5 separate regions of the Homo sapiens genome follow, and all the other regions are linked to region 1. The links are chromatin loops, found by intact Hi-C in ENCODE. Cell type or tissue: PC-9. All regions are shown on one strand. Region 1 overlaps SEMA3E (semaphorin 3E). Region 2 overlaps SEMA3E (semaphorin 3E). Region 3 has its middle 36 kb from the start of SEMA3E. Region 4 overlaps SEMA3E (semaphorin 3E). Region 5 holds the start of SEMA3E (semaphorin 3E).

Region 1 (5,000 bases):
CAAAGCTGTTTTTTCCCTTTCTGTTCCAAAGCAGTCTTATCCTGACAGGAGCGGTCTATACTAGTGCAGATTTCAACACTTTTTTTTTAATGTTTTAATTACTATAGTGTTATGTAGAGATTTGATTGAGCAGCTAATGTTTCTGAACTTTACTTACTAATTTTCAGTGTCCTTAAGGGTTCTGTAGTGTTGTTATCAAAGCAAAAAGAAAATGCTGCATAAAAATACCAAACTTCAGCAACTGTTAATACTCAGATCATATACCTCTTAACAAATAGCATCTTATGCTAATTAGCCCTGCTAAACTATGTACAGAGAAAACTGTTCAAGTATTGGATTTGAAAGTAAGTGACTTATGTTTAACAGAACTAATGATGTATTGAAACACTGTATTATGAAAAGCTAAATTATACATCATTGTAACTATGTAGAAAATGTAGACTAATGTATAATCAAAATGCTAAGGATTTTTATATGGCCTTGTATGAGGGGAGTTTGAATGTTAATAAACATGTTTTCCACTTTAAGATCCAAAAAAAAAAAAAAAAGAAAATGTGGGGGAACCACACCTTAACATTACAAAACACTCAGAAACAGCAGACTATATGTGTGCATAGGACTATTGAGGGAACTCAAAAACCCAGTTCTTAGTGAAAAAGATAAGAAAGAGATGAGATTTAACTTCAATACTATTTACATAAATTAGAAATATATGCACAAAAAGCAATAGTATACACTTTCTAAGAATACATACAAAGAAGGCACCTGGTAACAGGATACAATAGTTGCCTCCTGGGGGATGGAAATAAAACATGGAATGGGAAGAAGGAAATAAATAATTAACTAAAATAAAAGAGGGACCTTTTAAGAGTGTTGATGAAAATGAATTATGAATTGAGTAATATAACAAACTCAAACCTCTGCACGTAAGTTGATAAAGCAAAAGAAGGAAAAAATAAAATAAAGTTCAAAACACAATGCCTGGCACATAGTACAATCAATTCTATAGATTAAGCAAAAAGGGGACCAAAAGGAGTCTGAGAAAAGAAAAGGAAAGAAAGTGATAAAGTAAAAAATTTCTTCCAAAAATAAATTAAGTTTTGCAATTAGAAATTTGTGGAACCAGTTAACAAGTATAACTGATTTCTGCTTGTGGTCTCAGGAAAGTGCTAGATACTATTAGAGGTGAAAAAGAAAAATTCGATATATTCTTCTTATCAGAGAATAAACCAACAAACTTAAAATATAAGTTTTAAGGAATGTATAAAGGAAGAAACCAACAATCTTAAAATACAATTAAAACTTTTGGATACCCAGTTGGAAACTGGTAGAGTTAAACAATGTTTTTTAAAAAATAATCACTTTGGGAGGCCGAGGCAGGCAGATCACGAGGCCAGGAGATCGAGACCATCCTGGCTAACACTGTGAAACCCTGTCTCTACTAAAAATACAAAAAAATTAGCTGGGTGGGCCATAGTCCCAGCTACTCGGGAGGCTGGGGCAGGAGAATTGCTTGAACCCAGGAGGCGGAGGCTGCAATGAGCCGAGATCACACCGCTGCACTCCAGCCTGGGTGACAGAGCCAGAATCCACCTCAAAAAAATAAAAGATAATAAATAAATAAATAATCAAAGAGACAGTATGGTGTATTACTGGATGATACATTATAAGTCAGCATTTAAAGAGTCATTCATCCTTTAATCATTGTATGCAGCAAACATTAGGAGAGCCCACCACACAGCAGGTTCTGTGTTAAGTAGTAAAAACACAAGAAACTGCAGGAGGTGCCTGAGTTGGAGCACCACTCAGGTTTAACATGGGAAAGGGCTAGTTAAGGCATGGCTGTCCTCTGAAGGGCCAAGACTTGAAGTGAGCTTTCAAAAATATTCAAGAAAAAAAAGGATTTATCATAAAGTAAAAGCCCAGCGATACGTTTCTTAATTATGCAAATAATTCTGTGAATAACACAAAGACCCACTGTATCTTATCAGAAAACAGAAAAAAAAAAAAAAGGAAATGTTTTGAACTGTAGAAGAAAGTGAAATGGTTTTCAGTGTGGTTTATTTTTATATGCAGTTGTCATAATAGTACATTATCTTTTATTTTAGATACACTGGCCGAGTACAGCTCTAAAAATGGAAGAATGCATAATGAAGGGAAAAGATGCGGTAAGTATGATTCATTGTAAATTAAACAAATCATCAATTATATCCCTAGTTAACCACAAAGAACTGAATCACTGAAATTTTTATTTGCTCTTATAAAAGTATGTATGCAATTTGGTTCATGAAGAAAAAATATATAGGCATATAAAACATAATTATGTAAAATTAATTTCAATGTAGAGTTGAAGCAGAGATGCCATTGAGATCTTGGTTTTTATTTTGTTTTCTAATATCTTAATCAACTTGGGTTTATACATTCCTTATACTAATGCTTATTTCTCATGTATTTGGCAGAAAAATAATTGCAGGTAATTTTTTTTTTCTAGGAACAGTTAAGCACATTCTTTGTGAGATTTCACTTTACATTGTTTAGTAAATTAGAAATGAATGAAGAAACAAAAAGTTTGAGAGAGGCAATAAACACATTTTACCTATTCCTAAATATTTTTAGGGTCTCTTCTACTTTAAGAAGCATTATTCTCTCTTTCTGTAGTTTCCCTGCTGGGTGTGAGTGGCAGAATGCTGTGTATCAGCACCCAGACACAGTCCCTAACACACTAAGACATCAGTGATAGAACTTTCACATGCGAGCAGTGGCTAGCTGATTTTGTGACACAAATGCACCCTGGAGGAAGTCCTAGACATCTGCCTGTGAAAGTGAACTTAACCTTTTTTTCAGTTAAAAAAAAAAAAACTATATAAATGACTAACACACATTATACCAACTCCTCATTCTCTGTAGCAGCTGGGTCACAGCCAAGGAGTGAGTCAGCACATTCCTGTTGCCTTAGCCCACAGCATGATGCTGACTAATTGAACATATTCTTAGGCCATGTCAATCTAGCTCAGCTGAGCCAAAATGTGGTCTAATAGGTTCCCTCTCAGATGTGACGGTGTGTCAAGAGAGGAAGTGCAGGTGCTTATGGAAATAAACAACACATATTTTCACCATGCCTGAATGAAAAGATTCTACCAAATATATGGGTCACCCAAAGAATAAAATATCATGTGAATGCAAACTTGAAGAAATAAGTGTACCTGTGTGCTCTGGATAATCAATTCGATAGTGCACTCCTCATTCTAGCCAAGTGATTCCACTGGCCTTTTCCTCCTAATACTGTTATAGGATAGACTTTAAAGTGCTGAAATCACAACAGGTCCTTATAAAACGTGACAGTAACTGATGATTGCATGTATTGATTTCAAGTAATACTGGGCACTAAAAGAGTTTAGTATTTATTTCATAATTTATTTTTAATGGAATGGCAACACCTAATTTGTCAAAAGAATGCTTGCTAAAATTAATTTAGCCAAGTTGATTTTGAAAGCTATTGTAAACTATTTTTTTAAATTCAGTATACTGATCATAAAATTCATTTACTGATGAATATATTAAAACTTTGTTAAGCATGTTATGTATTAGGTGCTGTGCTCAATTAACTGGGAAATGCCGAGATGCGTAAAATAGATTCTGCCCTCAAGAAGCTTAGAGTTGAATACCAGTGTTGACAAACTAGAGCTTCTAGGCCGAAGGTGGCTTTTTGCCTATTTTTGTAAATAAAGTTTTATTTGAACACAGCCCCACACATTTAGTTTTGTATTGTTTATGGCTCCTTTCATGCTATAGCTGCAAAGGTGAATAGTTGCAACAGAGACCAGATAGCTCATCAAACTAAATACATTTACATTCTCGTCCTTTACAGAAAAAGTTTGCTGATCCCCAGTCTACTACTATTTCTTACAGCAATATAGTAATCTTATCATAGTCCTGCAACAAAATGTTATTTTTGTTGGTTAGTTTTCCATATTTACTTAACAATTCTCTCTGAAGGTGCTTTATGTGAATTTGTGAGTGTGAGAATATAAGACTTACTTTCCAAAACATTAAAATTCTGTTTGCCCTAAAGACTACATATTTTGAGAGGCTGAGGCAGGCAGATCGCTTGAGCCCAGGAGTTTGAGACTAGCCTGGGCAACATGGGGAAACCCCATTTCTGCAAAAGATACAAAAAGATTAGCTGGGCATGGTGGCACATGCCTGTAGTTGCAGCTACTCCAGAGGCTGAGGTGGGAGGATCACTTGAGCCTGGGAATGCGAGGCTGCAGTGAGCTGAAATTACACCACTGTGTTCCAGCCTGGGCAACAGAGTGAGACCCTGTCTTGGGAAAAAAAAAAAAAAAAAAAAAAGACTGCATATTTCCATATGAATAACTATGCTTTTTCAAATTTTTGGTTTTAATGACTTTATGCTGATTCATTGTTTATACTGTACTTAAAAAACTAACAGCATTGGGAATAACTTAATTACTTAGTGGAACATATTGTCATGAGAATTTTTACACTTGAAGAAATTTCTGAATAGTGCTTTTTTTATTCCTCAGTTGTAAACTAGAATACATGAAAAATGATGCAGTCTCATTATAAAATGTAATTTACACATCACTGCTAACCAAAATGTGTTTCAATCACCCCAGTTTCTTCTCCAAGTTCTTGTCCTCTTTTCTTCTACCCCTCTTGCCTCCTTCACCCAACAGAGATTTACGGTAAAACATGAGCTTTCTAGGGCTAGGAAAAACAAAAATCAAAAAGGACGAAACATGTTTATTATACTGATAGATTCCTTCCCTTTTTTTCCTGCTTTAGGGTGAATGTGCAAATTATGTTCGGGTTTTGCATCACTATAACAGGACACACCTTCTGACCTGTGGTACTGGAGCTTTTGATCCAGTTTGTGCCTTCATCAGAGTTGGATATCATTTGGAGGTAAGATGTTTCATTCATTGCTGTCAATAAAAACAATGCTTAAAACAACCTTGTTCTCAAAGAAAGACTAC
Region 2 (5,000 bases), 55 kb before region 1:
TAGTCAGAGCTGATCCACGTGCAGCCACAATATGAGACTACTTGGGACCCTCCCACGGTTTAACTGGTTGATTAAAAATTCAGTTGAATAAAGATAGATGACAACATATACACATTTTAAAAATATTCTCCTATTCCTTCTAAAACAAAAAGAACTTTTAAAGCACAAACCACTGAACTATAAGAAGGGGATAGAAAACAATAGCAACTTAATCTTGGCAAGTGGATAGCACATGGATGAGTGTAATTGATTTGGCAGAACCGAGGTGGCCAAATCTTAATCCCACAAAGGCACAAATCAAGAAAAAACTTGATTTGTTCCATGGAATCTCCTCCAAAGCTTCAGGAATTGAAAGTGCCAAGCACCTATATCAGTGAGGGCAGAGGTTGGATTCAAAACTTTGGTTAAAAAGTCTGTTTAATAAGCAGTTGGAACCCCAGATCTTCTACCTTATCCAATATAACCTTTCTACTTCCTCTCCAATATCCCTGAAAATAATGAAATAATTTTTTTTTCTTTGAAGTAGGTAGAACAGAGTATCTTTGCACTGAAGTACTGGACTGAAATCAGGGAAACAAGTGAAACAATAAATATTAAATATCAAGACAGATGCTGTGCTGCTATGTGTTTAAAAACCATCTCTCTGGGAAGAAAGAGCCTTGATTTGTAGGATTTTCCGACCTCCATGGTGTAAATTGTACCACCACATCCAATTTCTAACAGTCAACATGATATCCTAGAATGTCAACTTGGGAAGAAATGTGTATAGGCTGTCATTATCATTGAATTCATGCCAGTTCTATTGAGAGCCACCTAGCCTTCTTTTCCTAAGGCTTCAGAATGCTGGCAGCTCTCCAGAGACACAGTTGAAATATTCTCCTCAGAGGAATCTGACTAGTCTAAAGAAATATATTGATGCTGGACTTCCTAAAAAAAAAAAAATAACCTACCAACCCTTTCTATAGCAAAGCTTACAGTTGACAAGCTCTACCCATGGGCTTAGAGATTCCATTCTTGAGCTGCTTTTAAACACAAGTATACAACCCAAGATCACTGGATAGCTAAGGAAATCATCTAAAATGAAATATAGAGACGAAAAAAAAAAAAAAAAACCCAAACAAACAAAAATGAAGGAACTTAGAAGAAACAAACTATTCTGGAAGAAAATAAAGATCTTCATAAAGATCAGAGAAAATATTGCATCCATGAAACAAGATCAAATTGCTACTTTAAAAATGAGCAGAAAATAAAACAGCTCTTTGAATTTAAAAGTATGCGAAGAAGAATAAAAATCTCAGAGGAAGTTGTAAAAATTAAAGTTGAGGAAATATTCCAGAAGTAGGGGGAAATGATGAAAAAAATACATGAGAAAACAAGAAAATCTGAGGTCACCCCAGAAGTTCAAAAAATAAGCATTGCAGAAAGAGAAAACAGAACATATGTGAGAGAAGTCATCAATAAAGTAATTGAATACTTTTTTTAGTAATTAAATAAATGTATTTTTAGATTGAGAGAGCCCAGTACAATGGATGAAAACAAACTCATACCAAAGCAGGTCATCATAACATTTTAGAACACTGGAGAAATATAAAAGGCTCTGTGAGGTTCCAGGGAAAAAAAATTAAAATGAAAAAACAGGTTACGTAATTTTCAGGGATTAATATTGCTTTGTTCTTCATAGCTTCAACTCTAAAATCCAGGAGGCAACAGAAAATGCCATCTAATTTCAGAGGAAAATGTTTTCCAATATAGAATTCTGTATTCAGACAAAGTGTCAATTAACTTAGGGCATTGAATAAACACGGTTCAGACATGCAAGTTCTCAAAAAGTTAAGCTTGATGCACCGTTTCTTAGAAAACTCTTAGATGATGTACTTCAGTAAAACAGGATGATTAGCCAAGAAAGAGTAGCCAATCCAGAAAGAAGGGATTCAGGTCAGGAAGAAGCAAAAGGAATCCCCAGAGTAAGAGTGATGTGAGATCTCAGGATGAGAGCTGCACCAACAGAGGGTGGCTAGTCCACTGTGCTGCCAAGCAGAGGCTCCAGGAGAGATTTCTTTAAGGTGATGAAACTGATGGACTACCTGATGCATCCCACAGCATTGAGAGGTATTTAGACAACCAGTAGAGAGTTACGGGTTGAATTCCTAATTTAAACTTAGAAAACTAAGCAGATTTTAAAAAGAGAGACAGAAAGAGAACATTAAATCTCAGAATTAAAAGTAGATCAGAAAGAAGGAAAAAGCCATATTTATATCATGTATAACTTTTTTTCAGGGATAAGCTTTTAAAATGTCACAATATTTTAATAGCACGAGAGCTCACAATTCTATACTATGTACAATGAATGACGTGTTAAATTCATAAAACACACCACCTGCTTCTAGGAATGTTGTGTGGCCCCTGCACAAATGTGCTCTCTAAATTCCTAGAATTGCTAACTTAGTGAGTAATGAAACTATTTGGAATTTCTTTTTCCTTTGACTAAATGTCCAAATTGATATAAGATAGGTCTCAGATTTCAAAATTTTTGGTCCAAGGCTTGTAAAGACAGGTTTGGCCTTTTTATTTACAAAAATATTTCTTTTATTTATCTGCTGAAGAAGACTGGAGAATATTCTTTCCTCTAAGGTACCTCAGGTGGACTCACAGAATATTAGCACATTAGTGATTTATAAACTTTTCTACTGATATGACTTCCTTATTAAGGGAGAAAGAAAACTATCTTACAAGGTCTATGAGGCAAGCTTATCTAAGTATAAATCAAAATGTAATTTTTGCTCAAAGCTGTGTTCTATTTTTACTAAGGTAATCTTGTTGGTTTATATTGTTTATGAAGTAGTAGATAACAATATTTAAATTAATACATAAGCATTTGATTGAGCAAATATAATGTTTCTCTGTTATGAGATTTTAAAATGTGATTTTTGAAGCATTTTCTCAAAAGAAACGTGAAATATTTTATTAAATGTTTATTTCTTAAAAATATCTGTTACCAGGCTTTCTATGTCCTAGGCAGTGTGAATGCAAGGACAAAACATGTTCTTGCCCTAATAATGCAGCATTTAATCTTAAAAAAGAAAAATACGTGTATATTATTTACTGTAATTTTATAAAATACAGTGGAAATCATAGATACAATGTATGGACACCAAAGGAAAATACATAGATAGGAAAAGGCCTTAACAATATTTATTGTTTCTCATAAAGCGGAGGAAGATAAATCCACCAAGGAGACAGGGTGATTGGCCAGAGAGGGAGAACACACAAGAAAGTGTCAGGAAATCCAAAGCAGACAGAATTGAAGATGGCAGAATGGCTAAGAGAAGCACATGCCACTGAGAGAGAAAAGCGATAATGACAGGAGAGTTAGCAGTCAATTTGACAGGATAGGGCTGTTTGATTACCTTCCTGGATGTAACTATCATGGATTGGTGAGACTGAAAAACCATATTTTATCCATTAAAAATGAAATTTGTTACATTTTTTAAAACATGCCTCTGACTTCCTCCCTCTCCATCCCCTGACCTCTTTCCTGAATACTTTCTCCTTCTTGACAAAACTAAAAGCTGGTACTCTCTTGAGATCACTCTTTCATCTGGGACAAACACGAGTAAAAACTGTTCAGTCTCCAACTCAACAAAGGTCAAGTTCAGGAAGATGGAAGGCAAACCTCTCAGTCCTTAATACCATAATTATAATAAGGGGCAGAATCACCGCTGAGTGCATAGTGTGTGCCTGCACTGAACATGAATCTCTGATGCTCATTTGCTCTGGTATACTCCCTCTAGCTCTTTTTGCTCCTGCCATCTGCCAACTTCCTATTTCCTCGGATTCACCCCGTTCTTATGCTGGTGTTGCCATTAGCCTGTGCTGTTCAAGTCTCTGTGCATAGTTGTTTAAATGCTACAGCTTTATACTTCCTCACCTTCCTAACGTATTCTCACCAATCCTGAGAATTGTGCTTAGGGGCTTACGAGAGTAACAGGATTGTTAGAAAAAAGTGGGAATTCAAGTGAGACTAAGTCTCTCAGGCAGACTGAGCAAAGTGTGAGGGAAAAAGTCTTGGATGAGACACTGAACCAAATAAGGATGGAAGGAACAGAAGGCATTGAGGTAGGAACAGAAAGACAGCTAGAAAGATATCATACTAAAAAATGGTAACATTTAACAATTGCTATTTTTCTATTCTTCTCCATTGTATCTTCTTAATAATGTCATGGATCTTATCTCACATGCTGTCTTAGGTTGTGTTCCCAAAAAGACCCTAAAATGAGGTGTGCAAATGATTTGTTAAGGAAGTGATCTCAGGAAACACTGGTAAAGTTGGGGGGATCAGGACAAGGAAGGAGGGGAAAAGACAAATAAGGATGCAATCTCAGGCAAAATCCCCTAGAGGGTAGCTTCAGCCTGATCCTACAGTGAACTTTAGATTATAAATTAACCCCTAGATGTACCCTGATAGAGTCGAGGGACCTGGGCTTTTATATCCTTGTACCTGTCAAATATTGGTCAATGGCTATCTGAAGAAATAAGTTCCCAGGCACATCTGGTTCTCTGTTGTGTTGATGAAATAGCTCCATTAGCTAATGACAGTAATCTGATGATAACCACAAATAAAAAAATGTCAGGAATAAAAGCCCACCAAGTTAGAAATAAACATATAGAAAGAAACAAAGGAAAGCAAAAAGTAATTTGTAGATAGAGTACCTTTGTATAAAATTATTGCTTAAGGTAGCATTGAAATTTAGGAGAAAACTGATAATTTCTGAAGAATCAACCATGAGACACATTTATGATACATCTATAGGACACTTCTAAGTAGCACATCTTTATAATGCTTCTGTATAAATATCTTTATAATAGATATAGAGCTAATCTCTATAATAGAACATATCTGTCAAATTTTTGTCTCTGCCCTGAGTGCCATCTTGGCATCATGACTTTAGATATCACGTGGCTTAATTTTTGTAAAAGTGCCTACAATGAACTGAGTTGAG
Region 3 (5,000 bases), 220 kb before region 1:
TTTGTTTCTTGTTAACCCATCTTTGCTATAGAAGTGCGGCCATGACCCTTATGATGAGTGAAGAAAGGTATCACAACTTTCCACCCTTACAATACAATACACATTATTGTTGACTATAGGTAAAACATTGTACTGCATTTCCCTAGAGCTTATTCATCTTGCTTGACTGAAATGTTATGCCTGTTTACTAGTATTTCCCTATTTTCCTTTCCTCCCAGCTCCTGGTAGACACCATTCCATTGTTTGATTATAAGAATTTGTCTGTTTCAGATACCTCATGTAATTGGAATCATGCATCTTTCTGTTACTGGATTATTTCACTTAGTGCAATGTCCTCAACAATACCTCTTCTTTTCACAGGCACAACAGAACCTAAAGTGCAGAACTCCTGTTTTCTTGTTTCTTCCTTCCTTATTTTTCTTCTTGCAAATTTAACAAACAATGCATTTAAGGTATAAAGCATGGTGCCTGATAAAAGGGTGTTTTTACATGGTAGTTTTTACTAATTTGCAGCCAAATAGTTATTTCTGAGTTGGTATCAATCCAGATTTTAGAAAATAATTACATCGATTCTATGGCCTTAGACTTAAAATTCTCTGGGATCACTCACCCACAGTATGTGAAAAAGAAGGAGAAAAAAATTCATGTGGGCCAAGAGGGACAGCAGCCCAAGGCTCTTTACTTCTACCCCAGCCAGGTCCCAGAGTAACAGACCTGCTTGGTGTATGTCTCTGCTAATCACTGTATGAGAAATTTGGGGCCTGATTTTAGCACTTATTCCTTTCTCTCTTGCCCCAATGTGAGTGACAAATACACCAATACTTTCAAAATATATTCTTGCAAATGCATTTAATCTCAATAATATTAAAAGATATATTTACAGAAAAATCACTTAATGGAAGTTCAACAAAGTATTACACTAAAATTATGACTGAACATGATTTTTGTGTATTTTATAAAATTTGTATATGTTATTTAACTTAAAAACAGCTGTCACATTAAAACACACACTCACAATTCTGATTTCACAATTCTACTTCTTGGAATTTATCTTATGGAAATACTCAGAGAAATTCATAACCACGGGTATGTAAGTGTACTTACTGAAGCATAAATAATAGCAGAAATAAGCAACTTAAATGTTCATTAATAATGTTATTGAACATAATCTATTGATATTTATTGATAGTCTTCATCAGTATTACTATGATTTTTTAAATAAAAGATGGCTTATACACAAAATATACATGCAGAAAAACATGCAACCTTTATTAACAAAATAAATATAATCATAGAAAATACATGTGATACTTTTTTTTTTTTGAGACTGAGTCTCACCCTGTCGCGCAGGCTGGAGTGCAATGGCGCAATCTTGGCTCACTGCAATCTCCGCCTCCTGGGTTCAAATGATTCTCCTGCCCCAGCCTCCCGAGTAGCTGGGATTACAGGCGCCCACCACCATGCCCAGCTAATTTTGTGTGTGTGTGTGTGTGTGTGTGTGTGTGTGTGTAGTAGAGACGGGGTTTCACCATATTGGCCAGGCTGGTCTCAGACTCCTGACCTCATGATCCGCCCACCTTGGCCTCCCAAAGTGCTGGGGTTACAGGCATGAGCCACCACGCCCTGCCAATACATTTTAAGACAAAAAGTGAATAATGAAATAGCACGAATAGTATAATCCCAATTTAATAAAATGTGTATGTATTACAAGAAGTTTATACTTACAGACACAAAAATGTTCACTTTAGATTTGTTAGGATATTGGGTTTATAGGTTTTCTTAATTTTTTTAAAAAAATCTCTGATTCTTTTTTGTACCAAGCGTGAATGATTTTATACTTAGAAAAATAAAAAACTAAAATAATACAAAAACAATTAGTGAATCATATACTGCTTATAACTTTAAAATAGACCAATAGTTATAATTTAAAACTTCAGGACTTGAGATAATAGGATTTTGAACACGTAGTCCAACTTCTTTATTTTTCAGAGAGCCCAGAGAGGTAAAATTATCTCCTGAGGTTATGCAACTCATTATTATTATGTATCCAATACATACCAACCTTCTTATTCTAAAATGCTTGAAGTCAGCTTTCTTCAATCCACATAATTAGGTAGACGTTACACATGATTACGTTATTTATAGCCATAAAGATTACACTACAATTTTGTGCAACACCATTTTCTGAGTACAAGATCTGGCCCATGCTGAATCTATAAATAGACTTTTAAGATAATGTACTTGTTTACCTCCACTGTTATTCTTCAATTTGTTGTTTGGTTTTAATTTTTAAATATCTGTTGAAATAAAACCAAGATAATTGTGGTAAGTTCTAATTGTGCAGCGTCCCTCACTTTGACTTATGGGGAAACCCTGGGCCCTCTACCTATGAGTCTTAAATACCTTCAGCTTGCTAAGGCCTTAGAGATGGTAAAGAGCTCCCTGCTGTTTCAAAGCCCTAGGTAAAGTGGAGAATCCACATTCCATCCATTCCTCCCTGGGAGGAAGGGAGTTCATCAGGCATTCAGTACAGATCACAGCTGCTGAAACCACCAAGGTGATTCCCACAGCCCTAGACATTAGATTCCCACAGCCTTAGACCTTTATGAGTTCTGAAGCTCTGCCCGAGGGTTCCTCCACAGGAGCACACCTCAGGCACCTGCTCCCTTCATCTTCTGGGAAACAGACGGAAGCCCAGGGCACTTTGTTAGATTTCTCACAGTTGCCTACACTGACAAGTTTGCCCCACCCCATTTCTTATTATTTCAGTTGTGTCAAAAGTTCAGAAATTTGAAATTGAGGAAATAGCCATGGAATTAGAATCATAGCAAAAAGTATGATTTCCTGTAACTCTTCAAGAAGTCCTTGGGATTTTATAAAGATAACCACTAACTTACACAATGGTGGCAACCAGAGAGAATTTTAAATAACTTGGCAGCTAATATCAATTTGTTTCTTAAGAAAACATACAATCAGGTAATTATTTCCACCAAATTTATTTAAAATTCACAGATGAGCACATTATAACTTTCTAATGGCTATGACAAAAATATAAAACTTTTTGACAAAATATGATTCTTAAGTTCAATGACTCATATTATTGCAGTATTAAACAATTTATATGAACAGAATAGGGTTTGGTTACATAAATATGTGTGGTGATAGTAGATAACTAACCGTCCTCAATGATGACCCCAAAGTGTTTGTAAAAGCATAAAGCAGTGAGATAATTATCTAGTCTTTAAATCTCCAGACATTTTCACCAAATATCAAAAAAAAAAAAAAAAAAAAATCAGAAAATCAGGCCAACCGCCTTGTTTTATATGTTTCTTCTTTTTCTTTAAAAGTGTATATGTTTGCATAGTGTTTGTTAGTTAATGAAAATGATGAAGAGGAGCTGCATGTACTTGAGGGCCATTTTTTAAAGAGGGAATTAATGTCATTTAATGTAGAGTTCTTGCTAAGTAACAAGTCTAAATGCTTAAATATCTTCTGGATCTCTCTCAGTCTCCACTGCCAGTTTAAGGATACCAGAAAGCTGAATTTTGAGCCTCAAGTTGTCCCCATGGGGGCCATAAAAACAAATAAGCTTTGAAAATTTTTGATTTCTAGGTTTAGGTGTTCATAATGCTTGTTAGTGTGTGCAAATAATCACATCCTCAGATTATAAAATAAAATTTTAAATTATTGAGTGACATAGTGATAATTGCACAGATTTGGCTATTTCTAAGACAATAAAAATTATAGAACCTACCACAATCACTACCTTTAAATAATTATAAGGAGAAAAAAACCCAAGATGTACAAATAAAAATAAATAGTAGAAATAATTCTGAAATATCTTTATATGTTGTACATTAGCTAACAATCATATATATATATATAATCATTGGATTGTTAGCTAATGTGTGTGTGTGTGTGTGTGTGTGTATATATATATATATATATATATATATATATATATATATATATGCCAACATTCTTCTCTCCTGGTGATGCGAATTACAGATCATGTTTCTCCATATAATTTCAAATGGAAATTATTTCTGAGAATATCATAGGTTAGTACCAACTGATAAAAATTTGTCACATAGATTTACAACATAAAATTATTTTGCCTCTTAAATTTTAAAGCTTTGGTTGTAAAACTGCTGAGAATGGTGATAGAAATTATGAACCTCCCTCCCAACACAGAGATCAAAGACAGCCACCTACAGAACACGTTCAAGGCGACGGTCATTTGGAAAAATAAGGAATTCATGAAATCCTAAGCCTTTTACTCCCTCTTCAAGCAACTATAATCTGGCTTCTATGTCTACTGAGAGTGACTGCATCATTAAGCAAACCAACAACTCCCAACCCCCACTGCCATATCCAAAGGTTCTTGTGTTATTAGAGTTTATATTTAAAGTTAGTTTCTATTTCCTTTTTGAGATTCTCTCTCTACTCCCTTGGATCTTTTATGCCCTATCATTGGTTAATAGTTTATTTCTCCTGGGCTCTTCTGTCTGAAACTTAAATGTTACTGTTCTCCTGAGAACATGTTGGAGCTGGTTACTGCCCATAAACACCTTTCAGTCTGTATCTTCCTAAAGTATTATACATTCTATTTTTTACCTTACGTCTCCACTATGTGTCTTCCTGGAGCCTTGTTTAGAATTTAGTGCATCATCCTGCACTTGCAGTTGTGTTTTCTCTTAATTTTGATAACAACAAGAACTCTGCCATCCAAGCAGACCAGGAGATGAGGCCTCCTTTTTGCTCACTACTTACCACTAAATAGACTAACACTTGCTGATTTTACCTCTTGCATGTTTATACATATGTTCTCCTCTCCCAGACACTGTAGCCACTCCTCCTAAAATCATGAATTCTTTTTCTTGGATCTCTGCAGCAACCTCCTATTACCAAATTTTCTCTTTTCAAACATAGCCTCCTCAAAGCTGCCAAAGTGATTTATGTTAAACATAAGCTCAAACATTTGAAGTCTGTGCTTCAAA
Region 4 (5,000 bases), 79 kb before region 1:
ATGCCTTACTATATATGTCAGCATTCCACTGATATCACTGGGTGCCACACACATGCACAGGAATTCAGAAGTTAGCTTACTGGAAATGGATAGAATAACCATTGTAAGATCATAACAATTTGATTAGTTCTTCAAAACAAGGATTTGGATCAACACAAAATACCATCTGTCTAAAGCAATTGTGAATGTGGGTGTTATCCGTTCTCTAAATGATAGGCGACCTATATAGTCAATACCATATGTGTTTAATATCGAAGCAGATTAGATGAATGAAGACAGTTGATTTTCTTGGCTTACGATGTTTCTTTAACATATTTTTTTGTGGATTGATTTGTGTAACCTCAAATGGCGTAAATAAAACTGTGGTTTTTACATTGCAAAAATTATGGACTAAAGAAATTTACTGCAGGATAGACGAGGGTATTTTGACATGCCAATGTTAATAATGTGGATGCTTTAACCTAGAAAAAGATTGATTTTGGAAATGAAACTCCTAAATATGATTATTTGCCATTCATTGCTGAGCTGAAACTGTTACGGCCATAAATGCACAGAAGAAAAGGGAAGAAAGAATGGGTTTAACCTCATAATGATTAGATTATGGAAAAATGAAAAAGCACTCATGTTGCTGACACTCATGAGGAAGCCTAGAACTTTTAGTATACTTGTCTGGGATCTAGCAGAAGATGAAAATAAGTGGATAAAGTCATTTTTACATGTTTACATTTTACTGTTTATCTTTAATAGTAATATTGGTGAAAATGTCCTATGGATATAGAATTAAGAAAAGGTGAGTTAGACATTAGATACAGAGACAATAATGATTCAATGGAAATTGATGAAATACCTAAATATGAGCACAGGTTCCATTCAATTTTAATGATACGAATGGGATAAAAGTATATTTAAAATGAAAAATAAATCATTAAAGAAGCCATGTTTGTGTGTAAAGGAAAATAGTGACAAATGTCAAAGACAGGAAAAGCATAATTGGATTTGATAATCAGACTAATAGATGGTAAAACCAGGACTCTAACTCAGGTCCATCTGATGGATGGGCTGTTCCATTTATAATTAGCAAATAGCCTTTATGATATGTAAAAGTTGTGCTTGAATAGAGATAAGAGTAGTGCTAGTTTGTTGAGACGTTAAATGAGATAACATGTTAAAGTATAATGTCAATTAAAGAGCTATACAAATATAAATTGGTATAAAATGTTGATATGAATGTTTCCATATAACTCAAAAATTGAGTTTTCATTATGTAGAATTCCAGTATCAAAAGTTTCTATTTGGTTGGAGATGAAATATTGTTTAATATGAGATATTAGTTTCTGTTTTGTCCTTCTTATTTGCATACTTGCAAATTCCCAGATGGTAGCCAGGCCTTTGGGCTTCTTTGTCTTTGGAGCATATGTTGTGATAGGCTGAAAGAGAAAGTTGCTCGACTTCTTCCTGGATTTTGTTCTCTAAATCCTAAATGTTGAGAGTTTATGCCCAGAGGAGGAGAGGGAGGAATAGAATTTGTGAATAAGATAGGTCCTTATTGGACCCAGGTCAGAGTTGGAGCATCTGGGAGTAGTGAGGACTCTTATTTTCCTTGCTTCAGGCATGCAGTCATACCTAAGAGGAAAAGGCTGCGTGGTGTATTTAGGAACAACATATTAGTGTGCTAGGCACTAAGGCTGTCAGCCTCAGTAAGAATCTCAGTGCTCAAGTTTTAGAAACGGCAGAGAATTGACAACTTCTTAAGGGATTATGCAGCCTGGGACTACAAATATTAACAGAGGTGACCAGGTGGACCAAAGACCAAAGGATCCACTTACCAAATACTCTTTCTAGATATAAAAGACTCTAAAGATCTCTAGACTCTCTAGAGAGGGAAAAAAATCTCAATAATGCACACGACTGAAACTCCTCCTTTCTGTTTAGTGGAGTCTCAGAGTCATGTATAATTTAATTTAGATAAAGAGATAGTTTTTGGACTTAACTAGAATATTGTAATAGTCATACTTCTATAAAGAAGACAGGCCCTGGGGAAGTAGTAAATCACAGATCTTTATACCTTGACTTGTTTCTAGCAAGCCATGAAAAACTTGAAGTAGAGCTGTAAGGTGGAGAAAACTTAGTCATTAAATATTTTTAATTGCTTCCAAAATTATAGCATCAATGTGGGTGTCAGAAGTGATCAAGTTCATCTCAGTTCTCTGTTTCTCTAAAATCTCTTAAACATAGATGTGAAAATGGAGAAAGGAAAGGCCTCAGGATAGATACAGTGTGTTTAAAAGGAAGTAGAGAGAGATTAATCCTGGAACAAAGACAGGAAATAGAGGAGACTAAATCTCTGGTTCATGTGCCCACCTTGGTCTCACTGGAGCCAGATATGGAAGAGGATATTCTACTGAGGGTAGCCAAGTTCACCCCTCTGGATCTGGCAGCCTCATCCAGACTGGGAAATGCTACCAGTTCCTCATCTTGTGTATTTATTTTCTGTTGAAAGATTAATGATTACTCTAGCCTCAGAGTGGGTGAACTTTTTCATATGTCTGCTTTAGTAAGCCTACTGGAGTCTGGCTGCTTGCCTCACCTGGCAGTTAAAAGGCAGGATATACCCCTCTGAAACTCTGTGGGTGGAAGAAAATTTGCCTTGGCCTGTGTTTGCTTTAGACAAACCTGCTAACCAACATCTCTAGCAGCAACCAAGAGGTTTTGGCAAGCAGCCAATTTCCTAAGGTTAAACATAAATCTTTAGACATGATTTGATAAGAAAATAATAATACCATGCATTCATCATTTTGGTGGCAGTTATACCAAAGTATGTCTGACCACAGCGGACCAGCTCAACTAAACTACCACGAGTTACCTTCCTTATTTAGGCTGTGAAATGTGGCAGAATAAGTGATTCCATTGTTAAGGGAAATCACACCCATAAAGAAAATCAGAGTTGATGGTTTTCTTACATAGATTTGGGCTTCGTGTTAAAATTCTAGCTGCAATTTTGCCAACTGGAGAAAAATTAGAAAAGTTTATAGAGCAATGATTCTACTGACAGCATCTCGATGAACTAGTCTCAGATTGTTAGACTTGTGTGGTATTTATGGGTGAATAATATGAAGTCCCATCAACTGTGATGTCTGACTCTGCCTAAATGCTAATTAATAATAACTTAAAATATTACTTCATAAAGATTACCAAAAGGTGTTATTCAGAAATAAAATTATAATGTTTATTAAAATACACTTACGATGTTAAATCAGTATTCTAAGAAAATTTGGCTCCAGTTAACATTTGGTGGTTTTTCAAAACTCTCAGGATGTATCACATAGGCAATTGGTTGACATTTTAGGAAAGACAGCTTATTAGTTCATTCTCAGCCTTGCTTATCATTGCTTATCATTTTCAAATGTCACCATTCTTGCTTTATAATCAGACATTAGGCTTGCTTAATTTCATCTTAAATTTGTCATGCACTTTTTGTTTAAACAAGTTTGAGTAAGGTATCTTCATCAATAAAATTTTGATGTAGGATTTGGTAACATTTACTTCAACCAGTTTGCTCTGCCTTTTGACACAAATCAGCCATATCTTTATTGCTAAATAGATACGTACACTCATAACTTGAACGTGCACTGTGTTACTCATCATTAATTTATTTTCCATTGGAATATGAGACATAGTGATACAATGAACATGAAATCTTTTGTCTAGACTCAGTGGATAGCATGAAAAAGTTTAAGACACTAATAAGAAGTTATTTCAAAGTACATAATGGGGTATTGATACAAATCTAATGTTGATCCTAAAGTGAAATCTATATCAGCTAATGGAAGAAAAACAAATGAATGTAAGATTTGTCTTGAGTAAAATTGTTAACGTAGGAAATGCTGGTTATGTTTTGTCTTTGTCTTCTCCATCCTTGCCAGTTCTTACTCCCATGCTACCAAAAGACTGGACTCTGTGCCTTTGGCAGCCTCCTCCTCCCCACTAGCCCTAGAGCTAGTGGTCCCACATTCACTATATTCCCCTCCTTTCTCAACACACACACACACACACACACACACACACACACACACACACACCCCTTATTATAATGCATCTTAACATGTTTCATTAAGCACCTAGTATTCAACTAGTTAAGTTATCCAGTCATCTAGTAAGCCTATAGTTATTCAGGGTAATAAGATTTGTAAATATTGGTGTTTTAGTGGAACATTATAAGATACTGGTATAGATAATTCTATCAAACATGAAATTTTTTTCCCAAATAAAAGCCTGCAGTTTTTCTTTATCCAATCTTATCTAATACTGATACATTATAATACTTGTCATCGTGGGATAATATGTGTACATATATAATTATATATAAAATATAAAAATATAATATATAATATTTTTATATAATATGCCCCCATGTAGCTTATTCAATTATGGCTCCCATTTCTAAACATTCCTAGCACTAAATGAAGTATAAATGCACAATAAAATATATATAATATATAATATTTTTATCATATATGATATATAATATATAATGTTATATAGATATCCGTCATACTACTGGAGATATATATTATATATATATATAATACTGGATATATATTTGTATATATATACACACATTCTACTGGATACACACATAAACACACACACACATACATATACATCCATACAGTATACTACTGGAAAATGGTGCTAACATATAATTTTCTTCTGACTTATCCCCAGTAGAGGCAAGAGAGCCCTGTCAAATGTCCTTAACAGTTAAAAGTTCAAACTGCACAGCATTTCCCTAGTTTTGACTGGCACATCTGTTTGTTTTCTCCACTATTTCTTTTTTTTTTTTTTTTTCATTTCTCTTCAACAGTTTTGACCTAAATAGCTGGGGAATTATGCCAAGGAAGGGTATCACACTGGATATAAAACTACAAGTTTAATAAAGCCTTGAAAAGCTTTCAAGACAAATCATAGTAGGTATTTGGGGATTGGGGGAAGAATTTTGT
Region 5 (5,000 bases), 180 kb before region 1:
GAAATTGGAGAACCAGTGATGGAACCCATCATGGGGGAGACTGCAGCTCCTGATGAGTACCCAATTTTCTTTTTTTATTTTTCTCCTTTTTCTACCAGACTGAGATTGCTCTTCATACAATGATGTAAGACTAGCAAGAATGAGAGATTTTGGAATAAAACCCTTGACCTGGCAATCAATTCCTTTCTAATTGGCATTTATCTTCTCCCCTGGTTTTCCTTGTTGTCTGATATTGTTCAAACTGCTAGCCTGGATCCTCTCAAATCAAATACAGTAACATCACCTGATATTGTTGGTAACTCCAAAGTTTTTCAGTCCACTAAAGCTCTTCCCTTACTGTTGGTGGTGAGTCAGTTGTTGTTATTGTTTTTAATTTTCTATTTCCATGTTTCCCAAGAGTATCTAGAAATGGCTCCCAAGGATTCAGATTTTGATGTTGTGATTTGTCTATAGTATTATTGATTTGTGTGTAATTATGAATAGAAGCCTCTTTTATTCTCAAAAAAAGTCTTGTTTAGATGATGAGCTATTTGATGACTCTACTTCTGAGGATTCTTCTTGTTTTATTTTATGATGTAAGTGACTAATTTGGTCCCAAAGACTCTTTATTCCATTGCTAATGCCACATAGGGGAAACTGAGACTATAGATAGTTTTCTTAACAGTCATTTTTTGGCATCATCTATATATTTTCTATAGGATAAAGATAAAGGTAAAAGGACATAAAGAGTAGTTAAAAGAAATAAGTAAGGACATTGACAACTGGCAGATAAGCCAAAGCACATTTTGAGGAATCTAAACAACCCATTATTCTGGCATTTACTTCTAAATTGCTCCAACTTAATCTGAAGGATGAGATGTAAAACCAAAGACAGATCTTGGCATTCATAACATATATTCTCTTGTCAACACTTTAGAGGTGCATATTTTGTGTACTAATGAAATGATTGTAATGTCTCACATTGTCTCAGTTCTATAGTAGAGTTAGGACAGGCACTATGCAATCTTAAGTAGAATTTCAGCTATGTGAGAGTAGCCATGAATTTGCAATAAAAGGTGTAGGCACCACATTTACTTTTCCTATAATCCTACTATTAGATAACACATATAAGAGCTGCTATTTATTTTGTCATTTGTTTCCATCCTAGAAGAAAGCAAAAGAGAATTTTGAAGGTACAATGTATCACATTTAGAGCAACCTTTAGGTCTGTAGCTCATCAGACTGGCTTTTAAAATATGCAAGCATTCCAGGTTAAAAGTCTCTAAATAACTTCATGTCATTTTACTGTTAAATAATGTTTAGAGTTTGCTATCTTTTGTAGACCTTGGAAATCTAATTATTTATAATGTCCAGTGACATTTACATTTTGCTAAATATACTCTGCTTGTACAAGAACATCTCATGATTAGAAAAATGGGTAGAGAATGCCTGGCTGTACATATGCTTCTATATAATGCAAAAATATCAGGGTGACACATGTTATCTTTTTGTTATAGTTTCGTGATTTTAAAACATAATTCTCAAAAAGTTTTTAACTATTAGCATTTAAAATACAGAATAAGAAAAAGTTATCATAGTTGAGATCAGTGTTTACCATTTAACTCTCCACTATCAAATCAAATATCTATTCAAGTTTATTGGTATCTTAACATAATACCATTCATTTCCATGCCAACAGCTCCTGAGTGTTTGGCTTAGTTTTTGAGATTGATTGAAGGTAGATTGTAAAGTTGACCTATTGTGTTAAGCTTATTTACACAAACACAGTGCCTTGGAAAATCAACTCTGGAAGTCCATAGCAGTTGAATCCTAAGGTATTGCACATCCTAAGTTTTCTAATACCTGCTTTATAGAAATCCCTTGGGTGGTGAATCTCAACTTTGCCAGTTACCTTACCTGGGGGAAATTACTTCAACATTCCTAAATTTGAAGTAAAATTTAGGAATTGCTTTAGGACAAAGGATTTGCCTTTAATTTCATTTGACCAATTTGCTTAAGTAAATAATTTATCATTTCTATCAAATTTATGAGACAGTCACAGATGAACTTTTTTTTTTCAGGCTCTTGAAACACACTTTTCTTAAAAGAGTTTAAAAATAACATCCCTAAGATATAAGCAATAGAAAAAGACTTAATTTTGAAAAAAACCTTATGGCAACAGTGAAAAACAGAATTTGGATTCTGGATGGTTACAAATAGATTATTTTCAAAAGAAGTTGGATTTATTCAACTTAGGTCAATTTATCTTGGTAAGAATTTAAAAGCGCTTTCTGATGCCACATCCTTGTCTGTCACCTATTCTTAAATAATCAGTCTATGTCATCACCCCTCCCGAACTCCCCATTTCCCCCATCAAAATGTGGACTTCTCTCCTGCTGCTGAGTAACGTGGGGCTGGTTATGACTGGGAGGGAGGATGGGAGCGAGGCACGTGGACCAGAAATACTTCCTAGAAACAGCAAGTACGCTGCTCAACCCTGCCTGAACTTTCCTGTAAACAGCCACTGACAGACTGCATCCCTGCTGGGTGGATCCTGCGACTCCTAGAGGGAATGGCACTTCTTGTTTTTAATTAGCAAGGTGAAAGGTGAATTAAAACTAGCAGTTTGGCAAGTCAGTGCAAGAGGCTGACTTCTGAGAGGCTTCCAGGAGCCCGAAGAGAGGACCTCCACGGGAGAAGGGAGTGCGTGTGCTCGGTTTTGTTTTTTTCTCTCTTTTTTTTTTTTTTTTCTGAATGAACAGCTTTGCCCAAGTGACTGAAAAATACAGCTTCTTCCTGAATCTACCGGCGTAGTTGCTGAAGAGCGCTCTAGACAGGACATGGCTCTGAAGACTCACTCTTTGGAATGTCCTCTTGCTCCCGGCTTATAAACAACTGTCCCGAGGAAAGAAAGGTTTTACATAGCCAAATACAGCCTGACAAATGGCACTTCGGAACTGTGCTTTCTGATGACAACGCGTTCGATTTCTGACAAAGCCTCTCGCACGCTGCCCCTGGAGGGAAGTCCTAAGTAAAACTCAGACCCTCCTTAAAGTGAGGAGCGAGGGCTTGGACGGTGAACACGGCAGCATGGCATCCGCGGGGCACATTATCACCTTGCTCCTGTGGGGTTACTTACTGGAGCTTTGGACAGGAGGTCATACAGCTGATACTACCCACCCCCGGTTACGCCTGTCACATAAAGGTAGGTTACCTTTCCAGATCCTTTTGTTTAAAAAAAAAAAAAAAGAAAAAGAAAAAAGAAAAAAAAAGTCGTTTAACATTAACATAGGCTTATGGTCTTCAAAGACCTTTAAAATGCACCTGAAAAATTTATTGCAAAACTGACCTAAAATTCTAAGTACCTCTGATTAATGTGTCATACTCACCTCATCTGAAAACAGTGCAAAATCACATGTCAACTTAGAGATGTTATTTTTGTCTGTAAACATTGGATTTTATCAATAAGGAGTTCACTCACTAGCCCGCGGAACACAGGAAGGGAGGAAGCAGGTTGAAAATAGCCTTGAGAGGCTGAATCCACCAAGTTAACAGTAGATATTTAAATATCAGTTTATGCATATGAGAAACAAGGATGCTGGGAAAGGGCTATAGAAATAGGGGTGCAATTTGTTCTTTTTGTTTTTGTTTTGTTTTGTTTCCATAATGGAGGTAAGAGGAGAAAATAAAAATCCCGAGGAGAAAAATGATGCCCTACCCATAACTGTCATCATCATGTAATTAAAATGATTAACAACTAATATAAATTAGTTTTCCAGTTGAATTGATTATTAGAATTTTTTCATGTGTGGCAAAGGAAAATAGTTTATGACAATGCTTGTAAAATGGCTAATATGGATTAAAGTATTAGTATTCACTAGCATTTGTAGTGTAAATTTATATTGCCTTAATGAAGATCTAACAGCAAATGTTTAAATATTTCATTCTACAATTGTCTTGTAAAGCAACATCATACTCATAAATAAATGATTAAAAGATAGATTTTGCATCAGGACCAATACAAGCCAGTCATGAATAGGTTTGGTAATTCCTCCTGTAAACAAACAAATAATAAACAAAACCATGCTCAGAGAAAGTGACTTTGCTGACTTAATATAAATTCGGAATAAATTGTCAGCAAAGAAGTATTTATTATCACTAGCCATTGACACATTGAGACAGATAGCAGATGTAATACTCAGGATTACATAAGAATCATTTTTCAATTGTGTAAGCTTTTAAATTGTCCCCCACTGTAGAAAGAACAGAAGCTTGTATTTTCTAAGTACAGGTAGAATATTTATCAGGAGAAACAAAAAGGGAGTCCTCAATTTTATGTGACACGTTTGGCCTTTTTGTCTTTTTATTGGACAATCTTCAGTAAATGTTGACTATAGAAATTTTTTCATTTTTAGAATAGTGGATGTTTTCTTAGTTTAAATAGATTTCCTATAATACTATCCAGTAGATAATATAAATTTAAGAAATCCATTGATACTAAATTGGTAAAGTGTTTAAAATATAGTGCCCAGAATTAACACTAATCTTTTAACTTGGGAAGATGTATCATGGTATGTATCAAAATGCCTATTTCTAAGAAGTTTATCATCAAAGATGTCAACATGTACAAATTTGATGTGATGGAATATGGACAAATAAAAATGCAAAAAAATATAATTGATTGTTTTTCTTATGTAGACAAGTAGATAAGCTGCCAGTTTTTGCAAGCTACAATTCTGTTATATCTAGTATTAACATTTTATACCCTATTATTGGGGTACTTGTGTTTTCATGGTTCAATATCAGTGTGTTTTCCAACAGGTCACATTTTAATATTTCATAAGAGAGTTAATAATTTGATCAAAAAATACCAAAGTTCTCTGATACAAGTAAATGTTATGCATAATACTATTATCGAGTTCATCTTTATTATGTCACTTATATTCAAAGAAATAATTGTAACTGATGTTATGAGTGGTGTCATATGGTGTGAGAGTAAAACCGCTAGTATCTATATGTAC

The links. Hi-C counts contacts between places; a loop is a spot of excess contacts. Peaks named below come from ENCODE experiments on the same cell type or tissue, not always from the same donor. Only the 100,000 strongest peaks of a DNase experiment are listed, where the experiment ranks them.
Region 2: it touches region 1 in a loop (5-fold over the local background); 3 of 110 quality-filtered maps call a loop at or near these places.
Region 3: it touches region 1 in a loop (10-fold over the local background); 2 of 110 quality-filtered maps call a loop at or near these places.
Region 4: a loop joins it to region 1, with 5 times the contacts of the local background. A loop is called at or near these places in 2 of 110 quality-filtered maps.
Region 5: it touches region 1 in a loop (6-fold over the local background); 4 of 110 quality-filtered maps call a loop at or near these places.

Annotation. Positions count from the first base shown.
Region 1 is chr7:83,466,411-83,471,410 of GRCh38, reverse strand. SEMA3E (semaphorin 3E) reads left to right here. Exons shown (of 17, transcript NM_012431.3): 3 at 2,109-2,168; 4 at 4,810-4,929. Among named protein-coding and RNA genes, the nearest start is that of SEMA3E, 180 kb to the left of the region's middle. RefSeq lists an enhancer at 2,622-2,881. In PC-9, a CTCF peak has its summit at 2,732; DNase peaks (open chromatin) are centred at 2,220 and 2,940; H3K27ac peaks cover 1,739 bases.
Region 2 is chr7:83,521,897-83,526,896 of GRCh38, reverse strand. All of the region lies in intron 1 of SEMA3E (semaphorin 3E), which reads left to right. Among named protein-coding and RNA genes, the nearest start is that of SEMA3E, 120 kb to the left of the region's middle. In PC-9, no CTCF peak of the experiment used is centred here; a DNase peak (open chromatin) is centred at 2,416.
Region 3 is chr7:83,682,642-83,687,641 of GRCh38, reverse strand. No RefSeq gene overlaps it. Among named protein-coding and RNA genes, the nearest start is that of SEMA3E, 36 kb to the right of the region's middle. RefSeq lists enhancers at 981-1,488, 2,172-2,671. In PC-9, no CTCF peak of the experiment used is centred here; a DNase peak (open chromatin) is centred at 2,571; H3K27ac peaks cover 2,490 bases.
Region 4 is chr7:83,545,401-83,550,400 of GRCh38, reverse strand. All of the region lies in intron 1 of SEMA3E (semaphorin 3E), which reads left to right. Among named protein-coding and RNA genes, the nearest start is that of SEMA3E, 100 kb to the left of the region's middle. In PC-9, no CTCF peak of the experiment used is centred here; DNase peaks (open chromatin) are centred at 2,710 and 3,610; H3K27ac peaks cover 561 bases.
Region 5 is chr7:83,646,612-83,651,611 of GRCh38, reverse strand. It overlaps SEMA3E (semaphorin 3E), which reads left to right and starts at 2,473. Exons shown (of 17, transcript NM_012431.3): 1 at 2,473-3,184. The coding sequence starts at 3,070. In PC-9, no CTCF peak of the experiment used is centred here; DNase peaks (open chromatin) are centred at 2,541 and 2,861; H3K4me3 peaks cover 2,344 bases; H3K27ac peaks cover 1,432 bases.